2 separate regions of the Homo sapiens genome follow, and region 2 is linked to region 1. A link is a contact called in ENCODE Hi-C or POLR2A ChIA-PET data. All regions are on one chromosome and are shown on one strand. Each heading gives the region's core, a stretch centred on a gene start or an enhancer-like site at or near the end of the contact. The rest is flanking DNA. Distances are from core to core; before and after follow the strand shown.

Evidence for each region. Hi-C counts contacts between places; a loop is a spot of excess contacts on that map. ChIA-PET counts read pairs that join two places held with the same protein, here RNA polymerase II (POLR2A). Pooled maps may share reads with other maps.
Region 2: a pooled map shows a loop between it and region 1 (11-fold over the local background). The contact joins two enhancer-like sites. A Hi-C loop is called at or near these places in 1 of 168 maps with a recorded cell type or tissue (naive thymus-derived CD4-positive, alpha-beta T cell) and 7 of 50 pooled maps. POLR2A ChIA-PET finds 5 or more read pairs at or near these places in 2 of 52 experiments (A549 and activated CD4-positive, alpha-beta T cell).

What each region holds. Positions count from the first base shown.
Region 1 is chr9:95,722,929-95,727,981 of GRCh38, reverse strand. No RefSeq gene overlaps it. Among named protein-coding and RNA genes, the nearest start is that of ERCC6L2, 150 kb to the left of the region's middle. RefSeq lists an enhancer at 3,398-3,497. Within about 2 kb of position 3,306, at least 3 of the 41 ENCODE cell types and tissues checked have a DNase peak (open chromatin) inside an H3K27ac peak, as active enhancers do.
Region 2 is chr9:95,625,718-95,631,183 of GRCh38, reverse strand. No RefSeq gene overlaps it. Among named protein-coding and RNA genes, the nearest start is that of PTCH1, 120 kb to the right of the region's middle. RefSeq lists enhancers at 3,103-3,397, 2,870-4,069, 3,922-4,601. Within about 2 kb of position 4,159, at least 7 of the 41 ENCODE cell types and tissues checked have a DNase peak (open chromatin) inside an H3K27ac peak, as active enhancers do.

The DNA of each region.
Region 1 (5,053 bases), core at 2,057-4,556:
AAAAAGACTGGAAGATCATCATCATACCGAAAAATTGTTAACTGTGAGTTTTCTCTGGGTAGTGATATTTGGGGACTAATTTTAAAAAATGATGTTCTATCTCTTCCAAGTTTTCTGAACTATAATTAGAAAAAAAATCAATAAAAATCTTTATACGTATAATTGAGATAGAGGTCCATTCTCACATCTCTCACACCAAAAAGGATTACTCTATCACTTACTTTCACTTCCATGTAACTTACAACAAAGTGTGGAAAATGAAAGTCTCTGGATTCTATGTGGGCAATTGTCTTTTTTCCTCAACTCTGAAAGCATAGAAATAGATCTCTCATTGGTTAAAATAACTTTATAGTTGGGGTTGAAGAATAAAATCAAATAGCCTCCACCACCAAAGACAAAATGTCACCCATCTACTCTGGCCTAGCTCAGCCAGAACTGCCATTACTCAAAACTAGCTTCATCTACTTACACAAAATGCAATATATGCAAAAAGAGAGAAGCACTTCAGAAGAAATGCCCCTGTTTCTCTAGTGTTTATTTCAACAATAAATATCAGTGCTACCAAGCTAGATCTCATGAGGAAAAGCTGTAAACACAAATGGTTGCAAAGGTGTCCTTTGAGAAGATTGAGAGCTCGGAGTAGAGCTGGCAGAAAAAGGAGGAGGAGGAGGAGGATGAGACCAGGAAGAGGAAAGAGAAGGGGGGTGGGGAGAAGTGGAGGATCTGAGGATATAGGGGCCCAGGCTGGATTCCTGCAAGGGAGCTGAACTGATCTTGAGACCTTCCAAAGCTCTAGCACCTCACCTCCTGCACCAACAGCAGCATCATGTGGGAGCTTGATAGAAATGTAGACTCTGAGGCCTCGCCCAAGACCTACTGGATCAGAATCTCCACAAAACCACCAGGTTATTCATATGCCCATTAAAGTTAGAGAGACACTAACCTTGTATTTTGTCCAAAGCCCATGGCTATTTTGGAATTATTTAGACAAGATTGAGACTGTCTCCCATCTCTCTTTAGTGACCCCTAGTGGTAAACCCAAAAGGAACAAGATCTATATTACAGGATGACTGAATTTTGGTCTCCAACCTAAACCAACAACTGTCCAACCTTCAGCCGGTTGACCTATCCAAGGTCCAAGCACTTGGAAGATTAGGATCCTAGTTGGCCATCCTGGTTTAGAAAATCTTATGTAGTCCAATCCAAGCTGGAGTGTTTTTCTGCATATTGCTGCTGTTGGAACTCAAAGACAATGTTCCTGAGTGAGATTATTCTCTGTGTCTGAAAAACACTGATCCAGGTAACTTGGGATCTCTTGATAGAAGACATATCAAGATGGGCTATTACTCATGTTACTAAGTATACCTCATGTGCTTCCTCTCGGACTAGCCCTCATTGAGAAAGCTTTAGCTAAAAAAAGAAAAAAAAAGTGATGTTTCCTTGTTGCAGGCTGCTCAGGGTTCAACTGGACTTTCAATTTATATTGGGGTTTGAGTTTTGTAAGAAAAGTGGAAAAATTCAGGGCATTGTAGAGGTGAAAGAACTACCCTAGACATCATTTAGAACACTACCCAAAGTGTGTTTCACCTGTAGAATATTACTAGAAGTTACAAATAAGGGTTCCAGAGTCAAACTAGTTTGAGAAACACTGGATTGAACAAAGTTGGAAAGTTTGTTTTTTTACTGCAGGACATCTCAGGACTTTTATTCAGGTGCCTTGTAAATTCCTCGAGTTATTCTCTCATAGAAAACACACACACTTTTTTTGGACTCCTGGGGAAATATGATCTACGGAGCCTCAGGGCTGTGAAATATCTCAGTATCTCACCCCCAGTCATTCTTAGAGCAGCACCCAAGCCCCCTGATCCTCCATCCGTTTCTCTGCGTGCTGTGTTATGCTGCACCGTAAAATTGATTCCCATTCTTTTCAACTCTGGTCTTATCCGTCAACCCATCCACCATTTTGTGCTCTATGGATAAATGTAGCAATGTGCAGGAGGAAAAGCAGGAATAAAAGAAGGGGAAGGATAAATTAGAGGAAAAAAGAAGAGAAGGTACAAGGAGAACTTTGCACTCATGTAGAAGTGGGAACTTGAAAATAAAACAACAAAATGGTGACCTGATTGTCTTCCATGCTTTCCTTATCAAGCAGAGAACTGGTGAATTGGTCACAGTGATCATTCACATCGGACCATTAATGCGCTGGCTCAAGTGGTCCAAATTACTACCCCATGTTGATGGACACATAACACCCATTCCTTCAATTAGTGGGCAGGTTACAGACAGCTTCCATATACATCCCCGCTGGGCTCTTCACGACTCTTGGCAGTGTGTCTTTAGTGGTGGGGTCTGTGCTCTTCAAAGGGAGTCCATCTACCATAAGCATTTTCCAGGGGAACGTTTGGTTATTGAAAACACCATGTTGTCTGGCATTTATGCCTTTTCCACCAAATGATTTTGGGTTTGCCCCACTGGGGGCTGGATTATTCCATTGTCAACCTATGTGGTTCTAGGTTCGAGTTGGCAAAAGTGACTCTGCATGATATTTAGGAGGCAGAAGAGAAACCACAGCCACTATGTCCTGAAGGTCATTGTTGAGTGTGGGGCCAGAAGTGCTAGAGAGTTCCAGTGTGTCCTCACCCCTTCCCACTCCATACCCAGCTGTCCTTCCAACCAGCAGCGCTGCTGCCCAATGGTAATGCCAGCCCCCCACCAGAGGCACTGCTGTGGCCTGACACAGGCAGTAGCTTCAAAGAGCCAATGACCTTTGGACTGATATCAACCCCTTGTCAACTTCTCAGTGCAGATGCTCCATGTGCTTCGATTCAAGACTTCCTGCAAACTCTGACTCAGTCACCAGCACCAGGGCTGCCTAATGACTTTTCTCCAAATATTAAACGCCCATTTTCAGGCGCTTGCTTCCTTCCCCATCTTTGCCCACAAGGTCTAATATCTATATTAAATGTTTAGTTCTAAAATATTCATAGTGAGTCTGCTTCTCTGAGCCCTGTCTGATACACCTATGAACTCTGGCTGTTATGTTCTTCTGCTCACAGTCTGGGGTTTCCTGTTGAGACATCCTAATATCGGATTCTGGTTGTACCTCACTCGGCTTTCCTTTGGGCAGATGGTGCCCAGAGTGAAAGAAGCGTTCACTGCTCTTTGAACTACTGCTCTTTTATCTTTATTTCCCTTTACTTTTGCTTTGATCCTCCTGTCCAGGAAGTGGCATCTTTAGACACCGCTTCCTGCCACAAGCCCAAGACTTACTCTATTTCTCACTCTCTCACCAGTGTTTGACAAAGGTTGCTAGTCATAAAGAAAGCAGGTCACTGAATGCTATATTTATACTACTACAGAATTTAAGGCAGTATGAAGAAGGCTTTGCTTTATGTGGCTGGAAACTTAAAGTCTGGGTTTGTAGTGGAAATAAAGATAAAAGAGCAGTAGTTCAAAGAGCAGTGATCTTTCTTGTTGGAGCCATGAGAACAATTAATTATAGGTTGTAGGTTAGCCTGGTTTGGGTGCTAATTTCTAGCTCATAGTCATATGTGAACGCTTCTTTTCAATCTCAGTACGGTGGCGGAATGCTAGTTTCTAAACATCCTTGGGATGATCATATGGTCATAAAATCCTTGGCAATAAATAAGTGCTCTGATCTTTTTAGAGTTAATGCACTGTATACAATGTGTTTTAAAGGAGGGGGGATATGGGATGTTTTATTAGTGCAATGTTTCTGGGCGTGTACTTTTGACTTTCTATTGGCAGTGCTGTAGGGGTAGAAGTTAACTGGTAAAAAACCAATAGCAACATAAAGTAATTCTTGTCAGAGAATCATGGAAATGATTCCAGCTCATTACAATGCAAACGGATTTGACCTGGTAGAGATTAAATTTATTTTCATCTAATAGAAAAGCTAACCCCCAAACATTACAGTTTATTACTGTCTAGAATGTTAATCAGTTTACATTTGTTGGCAAGTTTATTTCAGCATTCTTTTGACTGACCATATAAATCTGTTTCTTTCAATAATTTCAACTTTTATTTTAGATTCAGGGGTACACATGCAGGTTTGTTACATGGGTATATTGCATGACACTGAGGTTTGGGGTGTGAATGGTCCCATCACCCAGGTAGTGAGCATAGTACCCCATAGGCAGTTTTTCAGTCCTTGCCCCACTCCCTCTCTCCCGCCTCTAGTAGTCTCCAGTGTTTACATCTGTTCTTCAAATTCTCTTTTGAACCAGTCTTAACATTTTACTGGTTCCCTCATCAATTAATGAGTCACATACAATTTTGACATGGATATGATTTCTATATCTTTGAGAGTCATGTTTTTAACTTTTTTTTTGAGATGGAGTCTCGCTCTGTCATCCAGGCTGGAGTGCAGTGGCGTGATCTCGGCTCACTGCAACCTCCACCTCCCAGGTTCAAGCGATTCTCCTGCCTCAGCCTGCCGAGTAGCTGGGATTACAGGTGCCTGCTGCCACACCCAGCTAATTTTTGTATTTTTAGTAGAGACAGAGTTTCACCATATTGACCAGGCTGGTCTCAAACTCCTAACCTCAGGTGATCCACCCGCCTCGGCCTCCCAAAGTATTGAGATTACAGGCGTGAGCCACCGTGCCTGGCCTTTAACTTTTTGAAAAGCTCGTTTCATTCACATTTGTTTGTTGTTATTTATGTGATGTTAAGACAACTGAACTTGAGGTTTCAGCTATAAACCCAGTTTCAAAGTACAGCTCCCCTAGTCTTAACTTCTCTTCATATACACTCGGAAACATTTGGATGTCTTAGCACCTAGTATGCCTCGATATTCTAAGCACTATAACACACACCTGGAGAGGTGGGAGGCCCACCTGTACAGGCTAGACCATCCATCTGGGCTTGGCTCTCCTGACACTGATGAGGTCATGCAGAAACTCCTGGGATTTGGAGCACCAAATCTCTCAGTTCTTCCTTTAGGATACAATGGTAAGAAGAGGGGACCGGGCAACCACTGTTGACTTATTAAAGTGGAACCAATGGTTAAGAAGTAGCACAGGATTTATAT
Region 2 (5,466 bases), core at 2,910-5,409, 98 kb after region 1:
ACATATGGGCACCAGGGCTGGCAACAGGCCTTCAGGGTGCTACCTTGGCCTGATGTTTTCATCCTGAGTTCAACCTCCCTTTGATTATTTCTCCCAAGTTCCCCACAATTTTATTATTTCCTTTTCGTTCGCTCCAGCTCTCTTCTTGGGTCTTAGACATGGAACCAGGAGATAGATGGACAGAAAAAAATGTTCTTCCCCACATACTGAACTTAGAGATTCATTACTGATTCACATTGTAATTATGAGTCAAGAAGACTTTTTTCTCAACTTCTTTCTTATATTTCTATTCTAAATCAGAGCACAAAGAATAAACTTCCAGGGTCACCCACCAGATGACAGAGCCACCCAATGGGAATCACCCACATCATTTGTGAGCTCAAAGCCCCAAGCATACGTCTGACCAGAAAATTAAAAGGCAAATGGGACAAGCACTGAGCCAGAGGAACCAAAGACTGAGCTCTCTCCTCATTTAACACAGGGATCTCCAATGAGAATGCCTTCCACGCTTGTTACTCCTAAGAGTGATGGTTGCTAAGGCCAGGGGTGGGCCTGGGGACTGTGTGGTGCTGAGCTGTCAGCAAGGCCATTCTTACCTGCATTCACCTGCATTTCAGAAGCCTGGAAATTAGCAGAACTCCAGCGTTGCTCAGCAGAAGCTTATCCTTCTGCATCAAAGTAGTAGCTGAAAGAGCTGCCATCTTAGGTTAAGATGTTTAGCCTGCCTAAAACAGTGTATTTCTGAGGAAGAGTACATGTCACTCATTTATACTTCCTTTTTACCTTAGTATTGTGTATGTTTCAGACCTTTCCTAAGGGATATGTGTAGAAGAGAAGTTTCTCCAGGAGTCGAGAGGGGGATTCGCTGAAGAGCTTGGACACTGAGGCGCTACAGAGCATGCCGTGCTCACCAATGTCCATGGGCTCCTTCCACGGTTAGGTGGGTGGCATGATGGTTGTAGCCAAGGGCATCGCACTTCTGATTCAGGTGGTTAAGAACCTGGTGCTCCTTTTACTCTTTCTCTTCTGTCCACATGACTAGAAGTACCTGAGCCAACTCAGATCACAAAGCCACACCATGATCCCTGAGTCACTGCTTGGAGGACCACTGCCATGGAGCCACCCCGTTCTCGACAGACTTTGCACACCTGAGAAACACACTTGTATTCAGTTATTGGAATTTGAGGACTATTTGTTATAACAGCTAGCATGAATTACTATAACTAATACAAAAGAGAAACTGGAAAGGGTGGTCAAAATGTATCCACAGTCCTTTCCACAGCCGCTGGGCTGAGCTACAGGAAGTGGAAGCTGTGGTTATTCCACCCCTGTAACTGCTGTCCCCAGGTCCTGAGATAATGTCCACCTGTTCTTTGAGATAATGTCACCCAGATCTCCAGATCTTAAGGACCCATCTGGAATGTGGCCCCCTCCACTGTAGAACCCACATGGTTGCCACGGTTTTGCCTCATCGCGGGCACATTAACAGGTAAGGCCTGCGCGATTTTGCTGAGGAAAATGCAGCTCCCTTCAAGGTTGCCTGTGAGCTTAGGCAGTGAAAAGTTGTCTTAATAGAAAAAGTAGACCAGGTAGGACAGAGGAAGATTTGTGCCTGATTGCAAGAAAGCCACCCTATCTGCCATGGGTGAAGAAGGAGGGGAGAGCGATGACTTTACCTCTTCCGCTTGTTTTGCTAAATTGGTTTGACAGAGTTTCAGCAACAGCTTCAACTCCAGAGAAGCTACTCCAGAATGGCAAATTTGGTTTTCAGGCTCCAGTTATAGAGGCATGACCCCTGATCATCCAGATAGACAGAGAGAACCTTAACTTGGTTAAATAGATACTGTAAAGGATATAGATTAAACTGGCTTCCATCAAAAAATGTCCATCTTCTTTGCCCCCTAAAAGAAAGAAACAAAATAAATAAATAATAAGAAGACAAGGGCCAGGCATGATGGCTCATGCTGGTAATTCCAACATTTTGGGAGGCTGAGGCAGGAGGATCACTTGAGCCCAGGAGTTTGAGACCAGCCTGGGCAACATAGCAAGACCACATCTCCACAAAAATAAAAATAAAAACAAAAATTAGCTGGATGTGGTGGTGCATGCCTCTAGTCTCAGCTGCTCAGAAAGCTGAGGCAGGAGGATCACGTGAGTCTAGAAATTTGACACTACAGTGAGCTATAATCGCGCCACTGTACTTCAGACTGGATGACAGAGTAAGACCCTGTCTCTCAAAAAAAGTTTTTTTTTCAAAGACAAGGAAGGAGCAGAGGAGGAGAAAGAAGAGATGAATGACCCTCCTTATTTGACACAAATGCAGAAAGATACACAGTTGACCATTGAGCACTGTCGGAGTTATGAGTGGTGATCCCTTGAGCCGCCAAAAATTCACACAGAACTTTCAACTCCTTAAAAACCTAACTACTAATAGCCTACTTTTGACTGGAAACCAAGAAGATAAGCAGTTGATTGACACATATTTTGTATGTCTTATGTATTACATACTGTATTCTTACAATAAAGTAAACTAGAGAAAATAAAATGTTACTAAGAAAATCATAAGGAAGAGAAAATACATTTACTAGTCTATAAGTGAAAGCAGACCATCCTAAAGACCTCATTGTCTTCATGTGGAGTAGGACGAGGAGGACGAGGAGGAGGAGGGGTTAGCCTCGCTCTCTCTGGGGGCAGAGATGGAAGGAAAACCATGTACAAGTGGACTCGCGCAGTTCAAACCCGCGTTGCTCAAGAGCCACCTGCATGTTTTGCGATCCCAGGATCCAGTTTCCATTATCTGGAAAGAGTTCTAGCACTTCTGAGTCCCATTGTCCCTTGCTCAGGCAGCATTTGTGGATTAATTTCTCATCCTCAGCATGATGATGTTGGGTGCCCTGTGGTTTGACCCCTCAGCTCACCCATTCAGGTGGGAAGAACTTTTCTTTCTGCTTATTTAGCACAGGCGGGTAGGAAACTAACATCAGTCTTTTTCAGGTGGCCACTGCCCCCGGCCAGAGTGAACAGGACCAGGGACTCTCTGGGGGGTCTGGCAGGAACCATGGCTGTGGCTGAGGAAGCACTCTGGTATGTATCAAGTGCAGCGTGTGTCCTGACTCGTGAGGCTGCCCCAGATCCAATGCATAAAAGGGAGAATCCAGTTGGCCCCACTGTAGTAACATGCCTACCGCTTGGCCAGGGAGAGCAGGGCGCCTTGATTGACAGTCTACCATGCGGGTGAGCTAATTCCCTGGAATGCACAGGACGGGGATGAGGTCATTTCCTGGAAAGGAAATGGGGTGCTATTAGCATGAACGGGGAGCAGCAAAAACAACAAATGTCCATTCTACCTCCTTTCTAAGTTCATAGATTTGATTTTAGCCCAAGACTCCTGGAGACTGATGCTTTCATTCAAAGGCTTGGCATCCATGGAAAGGTGGAAAAGCATGCCCTGGTTGGGTGGTAAAGAGAGAACACCACTCCATGCAGCGTCCTGACACTGGAAACTGATGACTGACCTGGATGCTCATTTCCTCCTGTGAAATTATTCCTCTCCTATTTCAGAAATGAGGAAGGTGGGGCAAAGATGAGAAAACTGCCCAACATCATCAGCTAAGCAGAAACCCGCCATGCGTCCGAGATCTCTGTCTTAAGGCTCAACCTCCCGACCCCAAGCATCCCTCTCGGTCAACTTCCCCTGCTGACAGGAGGGTCCTGGGGGGCTGAGGGCCTCACCACCACTGGAACCATTTCTGAAAGCACGCATCCTCCTGGGGTAGGGGCATGGGGCGTGGCTGTAGGCTTGACTTGAGGCTGACTGTTCCTGTCAAGGCTGGGGAGGGAGGGGACCAGGAAGGGGGTCAGGAACGGGAAGGAACACAACGTGACAGATTTCAAAAGGTGACAATATTTTCCTGAAAATATAGTGTCTATGTGCAGTAGGTTTCGATATAACTAACCTTCTCTCTTGAGTTTGAGCTGGGAATTGATTTTTTTTTTTTTTTTACAGGAAAAGGAAATGCATGGGTGTGGAGCTGCCAGCAGCGAGGGAAGTTCCCAGGCGACTTGTCATGATGCAATTTATAGACCCAAGTCTCAGAAAGGCTGTGGCGGGCTGAGGAGAGGGTGTGATTTGCTGACAGTGGAGCCTGGCACCTGGCACCCATCCACGCCGCTGAGCTCAGCATGCACGTGTGTCGCCGGGACACGACGGCATCAGGGCCATTGAAGTGAAAAGGGCAGAAGGCAAATGCACTCATCCAGAGCGGACATAAAAAAGGAACCCGGAAAGCAACAGAGAGGGGAAGGGGAGCTGGCTCCAGGGTGAGGGGCCTCCCACGACCTCTCCGAGACCTGACTTGCCGCAGCTAATTGAACCTGCCCTCCGCTCCTGAAACACACATAGCATGGATGCTGGCAAGGTCTTCCTGCCCAAGAGAAGAACGTCCCTTTCGCTGTCAGTCCAGCTCTTCTGGGAAGTGGACAAATGGACCTCAAGGGACAGAATCAAATAACTTGACTCCCACCCTGTCCCCGAGGCTTTCCCCAGAGCCACAGAGACCAGAGGAAGCGGCTGGAAGACTCTGCGAGAGCCCATTAGGCAGCAAGTCCTGACAGTCCACATGGCGTCCCGGCCTAGGGCCGCAGCGGTGTTTACAGAGCCCGGGGGCCCTGCCAGAGCTAACATGCCACACGCTCGGCCCATCTGGGCAGGCTGGAAAAAGTCAACCATTTTCCTCTGGATCCCGATGGCTGTGGCTCAAAACATTCCGCACAGCTACATTTGCTTCCCTCCCCTCACATCTCTTCAGAAAACCCACACATCTGTATACACACTTGAAAATAAATAAGCATAAATGCAGAATCCACACTGAAGGTGGGGGGCAGGACAGGCCTCGGGGGCTCCTCTCTGCACGGACCCTGCCTGAAGCTGCTCTCCTGCCCCAGGACAGCCCACCCCGGGCAGGCTCCAACTGCAGCATTTTCTAGAAGTGTGAGAACTCTTACCAACGTGCTACCTGGCTCTGTGGCTCCCCAGTCAACACAAACACAATTTTGAGGTCTGCAGTTCAAATTTGCTTCCCCTACAAGCTTCTGAGCTGGGTTCATAGGGCAAAAAGGCCCGAGTTTCTTTTCAAGTCAATTGGAAACCCTCCAAGCCAAGACCCGTCCCCATACACCAACTTTACCAAGGTTTTCCTTCTCACTAACACAACAAAAGATAAAGCCTCTGCTCTGCTCTTTTTGAGCTTATTCTTGTCCATTTTTCAAACTCGGCCTCGTTGTTTTGATCCTCTTGGATCCTGGGGATTGAAAGTGCCACCTGATTTCTGGAAGCCTGGGGGTGCACGGGTGGTCCTGTCCTCTTAGCATGCTGTGGGGCAAGGGAAGGCAGTTGGGGTTTGAAGCCAGGCTAATTCAGGGTGCCGCTGAACAACAGCCACCACAGAGAAAGCAGAGAGCCATGCA